Regions from separate parts of the Homo sapiens genome. Here region 2 is linked to region 1. Evidence: chromatin contacts called from ENCODE Hi-C or POLR2A ChIA-PET data. All regions are on one chromosome and are shown on one strand. The core of a region is the stretch at or near the end of the contact, and the rest is flanking DNA. Distances in the headings are between cores, read along the strand shown.

Region 1 (4,900 bases), core at 905-3,404:
AGCTGAACTTACACCCAGGGCCCTGGCTCCAAAGCCCACCCTGGTAATCCATGATGAATCACCCACCTCTGCGTTGGCCTCACCAATAAAGCTCTGATCCAAAGGTCCAGGCTCGGTCCCCGTGGTGGGCTGGTGGCATAACTGGACAAAAATGCCCCAGCGTTTGCTGGGATGGCTCTTGGAAGACCGCCAGCAAGTGGGAGAATACGAGAGAGACCATGCTGAGATGGAAATTCTAGGCCCGTATTCCAATGAACTGAGAAAAACAACGGGAAGCTGAAATAGAAACAGGGGTGATAGTGACATTTTTTTCAGAAGGACCTCCTGGGAAGATGGAAGTGAGGCAGACATGGCCCTTCTCCCGGACACTAGAGCCTGCACAGGCCTTCTCGATGGGTGAAGGGGAGCTGCTCCCCCGGCCTGAGGCCAGCGGGGGAAAGTTCTGGAACCTGAGCCCCTGAGTGTCTCCTGTGATGGGCAGAGCCCTGTGTGGTGACAAAGACAGGTGCTCAGTGTCTGCTGGCTCCTGAGCTTCCATCTGACTCTTCAGGACACAAACTCTCAGGTTTCCACTCCATTTCCCAAAGGGGTCTGTGCACACAGGGGGCCCCAGCCCAGCCCAGGAGCCACCAGGGCCTCCAGTCAGAGGACAGAGTAACAAATTTCAGTGAGGACAAATAGAAAAAACAGTAAGAGGGTAGAAGTGGAGTTAATCAGTTCATTGTTCCCTGTTTCCCTGAACAGAATTTTTTTTTAAGACGGAGCCTTGCTCTGCCACCGAGGCTGGAGTGCAGTGGCGCAGAGCAGCCTTGAGCTCCCGGCTTCAATCCATCTTCCCGTCTCAGCCTCCCGAGTAGCTGGGACCACAGGCATGTGCCACCACACCCAGCTAATGTTTTGTATTTTTTGTAGAGACAGGGTTTCGCTCTGTTGTCCAAACTCGTCTCAGACCCCTGAGCAGAAGCAATCTGCCTGCCTCAGCCTTTCAAAGTGCTGGGACTACAGGCATGAGCCGCCGTGCCCAGCCAGGATACTTGAAAATCTCAATATCATGAATTCGTTGCATATTATTTTGAATTCGTGTTAAACTGAACTATAGATATTCAGAAGATATTTTCGTTTTTCTCTTTTTTCTTTATTTTTAAACTTCTCTTGTTTCCTAATAAGGCTTTATCTCTCAATACTAAACATTGGCAATGCATTGTGTGGGTGGAAACAAGATTCCTGTTCCCTGGAAATTGGAAGGCAGATGGTGGCTTTCCAATGTCCATCAACTGCCAGGAGTTAAAGTGAGGGAGACACAGACAGGTGACCCCAGAAGCCATGTTTCTCCACATGTAAAGGACATATTTTCGGCTTCCCTACTCCCCTTTCTCTTGACGTGTCTCGCTGCTATTTATGGAGTTCGGGGTTGTCTGGTGATGCAAAGCCGCATTGCATAAACCTCTGTGCAGTAACACACCTTTGGGTGGACATGAGAGGTCCCTTAGTTTACTCTGTGGTGCTCATGGACACCATGTCCATGGCGTCCACTAAGAAAGCGTCATTCAAACCAGCTGCTGTCACTCTTCTCTTACCCAGGACACACCAGGCACCCGAAAACTACAAAGTGAGGGAAGGTTACTGGAGGGGTAGCCCTTCTACACAAAAAGTGGTTTGTCAAAACTATAGCTAGAAGGTAGTCCAGTCAAATGGCATTTGCCTTTTGACTTTATATCTTCAGGAGTTTGGGCAGCAAGTGAAAGAAACCAGCTTAAAGCTATAAAACTGGAAAATCCAGGAGTAAAGATGGCGTAAGGCAGGGTGAGTAGAGGGTGCAGAGCATGGGACCATCGTCCTTCCCTCTCCTGCCCTGCCTGGCTTTCCACGGCTTCATTTCGGGGAGGCTTAGTCTGTCTCTCAGAAACCCAAGTGAAAAATAAAAGTAACTTTCCTAAGAGTCCCCCAAAATTCTAGAATTGAGTTTTTGCTGACTTAGTCATTTGTTCATTCCTTATCCAATCACTGTAGCCTGAGGCAGGGAAACGCTCTGATGGGCCAGGCCTCCAGCTCAGAGGTGAGTCCAGGCCACGTGCTATGAATGGAGAGCTATTGTCTGGGGCAGGAGGCAGAGGAAGGAGGGCTCGCGCCGAGTGAAACGAAGAGGGGAAATATGAATGAATGTCTCGGAAGCAAAAGCAGCACACACCCACTCCAGACGCCACGCCCAGAGCTCCAATTCCCAACAGGGGCGCCGCGCATTTCTTTACAAATTATTTACAACAGGGCACCGCACAAGCCCCCTGTCCTTTTAGAGCGCACCGTGACGTTCCATCCCTTTCCAGCGACAGTGGCTCTGTTTCACTCTTCCTGTTTAAAATGCCAGCCTAGCAGTATGAATTGGTTGTGAGTTTGAATAACTGTCATGAAAGCAATTTTAGTAAAAATAAATAAACCATGTGAAGGACATATTTACTCAACGCAGAGCCCTTGCCAAGGAAATTGTCAAAGTTAGAAGAAAGGCAGCCACCTAGTGGCAGCATCCTGTCATAACACTGCTAGAGTTGGGGAATTCAACTCTATTTAGGGGGAAACTATTGTTATCAGTGAGATGAAATACAATTATTTTAAAAATATATTATTTGCCCCATTTTTGAGACTGGGTCTTGCTCTGTAGCCCAGGCTGGAGTGCAGTGGTACGATCATGGCTCATTGCAGCCTCTACCTCCTGGACTCAAGTGGCTTCCAGAGCAGCTGGGACCACACGTGCGCACCACCACACCCAGCTAACTTTTTTAATTTTCTGTAGATACGAGGTCTCACTATGTAGTCAGAGCTGCTTTTGAACTGCTGAGCTCAAGTTTAGAGGAAGCCTTTCAGTGCAGTGAGAGACTTTTGTGGGGGGGTCCCTCAGCCACCTGGAAATGACTGTCATCCAGGAAGTTATTTTCTACCCACCTCAGCCTCCCAAAGTGCTGAGATTACAGGTGTGAACCACTGCACCTGGCTTTATTTGCCCCTTTTAAAACAAAGCCAGCCGGGCGCGGTGGCTCACGCCTGTAATCCCAGCACTTTGGGAGGCCGAGGCGGGCAGATCACGAGGTCAGGAGATCGAGACCATCCTGGCTAACAGAGTGAAACCCCGTCTCTACTAAAAAACACAAAAAAATTAGCCCGGCGTGGTGGTGGGCGCCCGTAGTCCCAGCTACTCGGGAGGCTGAGGCAGGAGAATGGCTAAACCCGGGAGGCGGAGCTTGCAGTGAGCCGAGATCGCGCCACTGCACTCCAGCCTGGGAGACAGAGCAAGACTCCGTCTCAAAAAAAAAGAAAAAGCCAAATTCCATCTATAAATTCACTTGTGGAATAGTTATACAGAAACTATTTTCATTTCATTTCATTATGCCTATGTTACGTTAAACCCTGCTCCTGGTTTACTCCCTGAACCTGGGATTTCTAATACATATGGTAAGATTTTCAACTGCTGTATTTCACTGATTCTAATACATATGCTTTCTGTTCACATTCGTATGACCCAATAACAACACTATTGGTTTGGCATCCAACGATGTGAATTCATCTTAGTAATGGATCATACTATTAAGTGGAGAGAGCAAGTCCCAAACATTTACCCAACATATGCTATTATTTGATAAGGTGAAAATCAAGGAAAATAATAAATACATGTATTTTAAGAGAGCATGCACATATAATAAACATATATGAAAAGTAAAGCAAAGGCCAGGTGTGGTGGCTCACGCCTGTAATCTCAGCATTTTGGGAGGCTGAGGCGGGCAGATCACCAGAAATCAGGAGTTCGAGACCAGCCTGTCCAACACGGTGAAACCCCGTTTCTGCTGAAAATACAAAAATTAGCCAGGCACGGTGGTGCGCACCTGTAAAGCCAGCTACTCGGGCAACTGAGGCAGGAGAATTCCTTGAACCCAGGAGGTGGAGGTTGCAGTGAGCTGAGATCATGCACTGCACTCTATCCTGGGCAACAGAGCAAGACTCCATCTCAAAGAAAAAAAAAAAAGTAAAGGAAGAAAATAGTTAACTTGGGTCAGGAGGGAGGGGTGTAGTTTGGGAGAACTAAATTATTATTTTCAGTATTTCAAAATAATATAAAATATACAAATATAAATATATCAAATATATTTCTTTAAGTCCTACCATCAAAACTCTGTAATCTACTCAGTAGTCTATCCATCAAGTCTATTTCTCAGCAGAAGTTTTATTGCATCTGATGTTAAACCAGATTTCAATGGCTGCAGGAGAGATATTGGCAAATAGGGGGTCAGAGGGCGAGAGAGAGAGGAGGGATGGGGGCCGCATTCTCCACGAATGCTTACAAGTTTCAAAGAAAGGTAGTGATGCTTGATTATAAGTGGGTGTTGTTCCTTGTGTCATCATTACTGTATAACTAACTCATGGAATAACAGAATGTTAGAACAGAAAAGGAATGTTGAGGTCGGCTTGAAGCTCTTTGTTCTGCAGAGAGGGAAATTGAAGCCCAGAGAAGTTGTGTGAGTTTCCCAGAGCCACACAGCCCAGCAGCAGCACAGCATGGAGTTGAACTCCCAGCACTCCAGCACCGTACTCAGTGAAGCGCACCTTGCTGCTGGCTTCCCACTACAAGCCAAGATTGGAATTGTGACCATAGTTTCATATGGGATTACTTTGTTAACATCCAATTCACACATGCAAAATACCTGCCAAAAACCTGGAGAAGAGTTTACCTATGAAATCACAGAAAAGACAGATGCTGTTTGTGGTGTAGCCTTAATATTTAAGGAAACTAAGTGAAATCTATGGTGCATAAATTTTTAAATTTTTCGTTAAAATATTTCCACTTATAAATCAAGCCATGTGAGATGGCCTATATTTTTAGATAAATGAATGTTTATCAATAATGTGATATGTT
Region 2 (4,900 bases), core at 1,385-3,884, 1.6 Mb before region 1:
AGATCTGAGGGTAAAGCCTGCAATGCCTCTCCTGGACCCAAGGATGGGTGAGTGACTGCTCTCTGGCCAAATGGCTGCTGCTTCATCCCTTGGTGAGAGGCACTCAGAGGGACGACTCGCAGCCTCAAGGAGGACGCCCTGTTCCTCTGGCCCAAAAGCAGCGAGAGCCTGATAACCGGGAGACAAGAGCAGGGGCCATCCACCTTCAGCAGGGACTGGCTATCCAACTGGCTTCTTCACCAGCCTGGTTGGAATTAAGTCCACTGGAAGGAAACAACAACTATTTTTAATATTAATTTAAGTTGTTTTTTTGTTTTGTTTTGTTTTGTTTGAGACGGACTCTTGCTCTGTCGCCCAGGCTGGAGTGCAGTGGCACAATCTTGGCTCACTGCAAGCTCTGCTTGCCGGGTTCACGCCTTTCTCCTGCCTCAGCCTCCCCAGTAGCCGGGACTACAGGCGCCTGCCACCACGCCCAGCTAATTTTTTGTATTTTTAGTAGAGATGGAGTTTCACCATGTTAGCCAGGATGGTCTCGATCTCCTGACCTCGTGATCCGCCCACCTTGGCCTCCCGAAGTGTTGGGATTACAGGTGTAAGCCACTGCGCCTGGCCTTAAGCTTTTACATTGGAATTTGTTTTGCCTTAAATTGGAAGAATAAAGACTGATTGGATGAATTGTGGAATCTATAGAAGGGAATATTCTGCCACTACTGAAATCCATGTGGTGCAGCCACACATGCTGATAGGGAAAGTGTCCAAGGTCCCACATTCAGTGAAAAAGCAAGACGTGTGATATGGTTTGGCTTTATGTCCCCACCCAAATCTCATGTTGACTTGTAATTCCCAGTGTTGGGGGAGGGACCAGGTGGAAGGTGATTGCATCATGGGGGCAGATTCCCCCTTGCTGTTCTCGTGATAGTGAGTTCTCATGAGATCTGATGGTTTAAAAGTGTGTGACAGTACCCGCTTCCCTCTCTCTCTCTCCTGATCGGCCATGTTAAGATGTGCTGGCTTCCCCTTTGCCTTCTGCCAAGGTTGTAAGTTTCCTGAGGCCTCCCCACCCATGCAGAACTGTGAGTCAATTAAACCTCTTTTCTTCATAAATGACCCAGTGTCAGGTAGTCATTTATAGCAGTGTGAGAACAATTAATACAACGTGGAATTTGATAAATATGATACATACATTCAAACACTTAATATACTGTATATACATACACACACATATACACATATGCATACATATACAAACATACACATATGTAAATACACACATACATACATACAAATACACAGACATGGGCACATAGACATACACACAAAGATGTACTCACAGACACACAAATACACAGACACAAGTACACAGACACACACACATATACTGTATACACACACGTGCATACACATATGTAATATGCATACACATACACAGAGACACAAATAAACACAAATAGACACACATACATACACCCACATAGACACACTCACCCCAAAGACACATACACATTCATATACACACACACACCCCATCTATCTATCCATCTATGTGCTCCATATGCACAGAGAATTTTGCAGTAAATGAGAAATGTAACAGTGATTACCTACGGGAGGGAGCAGTAAAGCATAAGACAATTTTTAAAATGCTGCATGTTGTGAGACTTTTAAAACACACATGTCTTAATTTATGATTTTTAAAAACGGTTTATAAATGGAAGAAATGTGAGAAAAGACATTTTTATATTTACTTGCACAGGCAAAAAATGTAAAGCCAACATATTTTTCGGAGCCTCATTTTCTAAATAATTATCTTCTTATTGATTATTTATAGATTGATTCAGAGAAAAATCACAAATTGTAAATCAAGTTGATTAGGATGTACTTCACTTGAGCTTTGGAAATATTTTGTGAATTCATTAATTTATAAATAAAATTGAGGGAAAATAATGGTATAATTAAAAATAGTTCCTACATGTTAGTGGACAACTTGCCTTCTAAGTTAGGACTTCAAAGTTGGTGAAACCCTTGTGCGCTTTATAGATTGGTTCTTCCTGCCCTCTGGTGGCCATTAATCGTTCCTACATATTAGTGGACAACTTGCCTTCTAACGGAGGACTTCAAAGTTGGTGAAACCCTTGTGCGCTTTATAGATTGGTTCTTCCTGCCCTCTGGTGGCCATTAATCGTTCCTACATATTAGTGGACAACTTGCCTTCTAACGGAGGACTTCAAAGTTGGTGAAACCCTTGTGCGCTTTATAGATTGGTTCTTCCTGCCCTCTGGTGGCCATTAATCGTTCCTACATATTAGTGGACAACTTGCCTTCTAACGGAGGACTTCAAAGTTGGTGAAACCCTTGTGCGCTTTATAGATTGGTTCTTCCTGCCCTCTGGTGGCCATTAATCGTTCCTACATATTAGTGGACAACTTGCCTTCTAACGGAGGACTTCAAAGTTGGTGAAACCCTTGTGCGCTTTATAGATTGGTTCTTCCTGCCCTCTGGTGGCCATTAATCGTTCCTACATATTAGTGGACAACTTGCCTTCTAACGGAGGACTTCAAAGTTGGTGAAACCCTTGTGTGCTTTATAGATTGGTTCTTCCTGCCCTCTGGTGGCCATTGCTCAAAATGCAGACAGAGCTGTGTGGAGGTGAAACAATGAAACTTTTTTTGTTTTTTCGCTTTGTTTTGTTTTGTTTTTGAGACGAAGTTTCGTTATAGTCACCCAGGCTGGAGTGCAATGGTGCAATCTCGGCTCACTGCAACCTCCGCCTCCCGGGTTCAAGCGATTCTTCTGCCTCAGCCTCCCGAGTAGCTGGGATTACAGGCGCCTGCCACCATGCCCAGCTAATTTTTGTATTTTTAGTAGAAACGGGGTTTCACCACGTTGGCCAGGCTGGTCTTGAACTCCTGACCTCAGGTGATTCGCCCGCCTTGGCCTCCCAAAGTGCTGGGATTACAGGCATGAGCCACTGCACCTAGCACAATGAAACTATTAATACAGCCCAGGCAGTGACTCACAGAAGCCTGAGAAATCCTCTCAATTTCCTCATTTTAATTTTGCAACATAATCTTGCTATCTTGATTAGTCTCACTCGATATTACTGACATAAAATCGAATTATGCCATCTCAAGTATTTCAGTTATATATTAAATTATCGAAAGCTACAGTAATTTTCTGTAAAACTTTTACATGTATAGTATATTGTTAGACCTTACCACAATAAGGGGTGTTTTGCAAATAAGAAAATAAAAACACTTTTAAGTGAACTTATTTTTTTTCTTACTGTTAGGTAAGTCCTTTAAATATTCTATATTTTTGTTTCACATTACCACTCCGTATGTTCTGTCAAGTGTACACTTACTATTCAGATTCCACGAGGAATAGAGTGACTCCGAGGGAGGCTGGTACACTTAGTAAGTGGCAGGCCCAAGGGTTGGAAAACAATCTGGCTCCTGAGTTTGTGTCTAAGCTTTCCTTCTTTTAAAAATCCATAGGGTTAATTGTGAAGTAATTTTTAAGCATTTAACTAGAATGTGTTGATAATGTGCAACTTGTAAAATCTTATAAGATACAATTTTTGTTTAAGGCAATGTTTGTTTACCTTTTTTTTTTTTTTTTTTCCTGAGACAGAGTCCTGCTCTGTTGACCAACCTGGAGTGTAGTGATGGGAGCTCTGCTCACTGCAACCTCTGCCTCCCGGTTTAAGCCTTTCTCGTGCCTCAGCCTCCCGAGTAGCTGGGATTACAGGAGCATGCCACCAAGCCTGGCTAATTTTTGTATTTTTAGTAGAGACGGGGTTTCACCATGTTGGTCAGCCTTGTCTCAAACTCCTGACCTCAAGTGATCCACCTGCCTTGGCCTCCCAAAGTGCTGGGATTTCAGGCGTGAGCCACTGTGCCCGGCTGGTTTACCGTATTTTTTAATACACTAATATGTGTTAGCCTCAAAGACCTAGTTTCTTCTATAAAGTTTATAAACCAGGCTTCATGATTTTAGGGGAGATGACTTTTTAGAATATCTAAAAGGAGATGTTTCATTTTTTAAACCAAAATTTAGAAGCAGAAGCTACCTGGCACTAGTGTCCTTTTATCCATCATGAAAGTCTAGTCCCTTTGGTAGGGGACAAATGGATGCTTGTGGCTCAAGAGAAAGTAAACCCTGAGAAAGAGTTACTGAGTTAGAGTATGGTTTCAGATAAAAACGGTGATTAACTTCAGAAGATTTTTTTTATAATTATGGAACTCCAGACTAAACATTCTTAGGGTTTCTGGTCCAAAAGAGCTTCATTAAAAAAATATATATATATATACTTGGACATTCCACTGATCGCCGCTGTTTCAGGTGGGGTCATTTTAAGCTGTTAGTCATCTCTGGACCAGTCGCTGTGATCATTCCAAATGATTTCCCCCTTGAATTTCAATGACATCTATGCTGGGCTCAAGGGCTCATGCCTGTAATGCCAGCACTTTGAGAGGCCAAGGTGGGTTGATCACTTGAGACCAGGAGTTTGAGACCAGCCTGGCCAACGTGGCAAAATCCTGTCTCTACTAAAAATACAAAAAAAAAAAAATTAGCTGGGCACGTTGGCTCATGCCTGTAATCCCAGCTACTCTGGAGACTGAAGCACGAGAATTGCTTGAACCCAGGAGGCAGAGGTTACAATGAACCGAGATGACACCACTGCACTCCAGCCTGGGCAACAGAGTAAGACTGTCAAAAAAAAAAAAAAAAAGAAGAAGTCAATGACATTTGGCTTATGTATGCAACTCATACAGTGCTGACTTTAAACAGCCAGTACAGTAGGAGAAAGGGAACGACCCCCAAGAACTAGAGAAGAATCATCATCGCATAGGAGTTAAGCACATAAGCCCCATGTGTAACGGACCAGGTCAGGTGCTTGCTG

What was found. A loop is a pair of places that touch in the nucleus more often than their neighbours do. ChIA-PET counts read pairs that join two places held with the same protein, here RNA polymerase II (POLR2A). Pooled maps may share reads with other maps.
Region 2: a pooled map shows a loop between it and region 1 (11-fold over the local background). The contact joins two enhancer-like sites. A Hi-C loop is called at or near these places in 2 of 168 maps with a recorded cell type or tissue (PC-9 and endothelial cell of umbilical vein) and 9 of 50 pooled maps. POLR2A ChIA-PET finds 5 or more read pairs at or near these places in 1 of 52 experiments (PC-9).

What each region holds. Positions count from the first base shown.
Region 1 is chr10:3,190,645-3,195,544 of GRCh38, reverse strand. No RefSeq gene overlaps it. Among named protein-coding and RNA genes, the nearest start is that of PITRM1, 20 kb to the right of the region's middle. Within about 2 kb of position 2,154, at least 3 of the 41 ENCODE cell types and tissues checked have a DNase peak (open chromatin) inside an H3K27ac peak, as active enhancers do; they include endothelial cell of umbilical vein, where a contact is called at or near this core.
Region 2 is chr10:4,813,150-4,818,049 of GRCh38, reverse strand. No RefSeq gene overlaps it. Among named protein-coding and RNA genes, the nearest start is that of AKR1E2, 11 kb to the left of the region's middle. RefSeq lists enhancers at 2,486-2,535, 1,972-2,619. Within about 2 kb of position 2,634, at least 10 of the 41 ENCODE cell types and tissues checked have a DNase peak (open chromatin) inside an H3K27ac peak, as active enhancers do; they include endothelial cell of umbilical vein, where a contact is called at or near this core.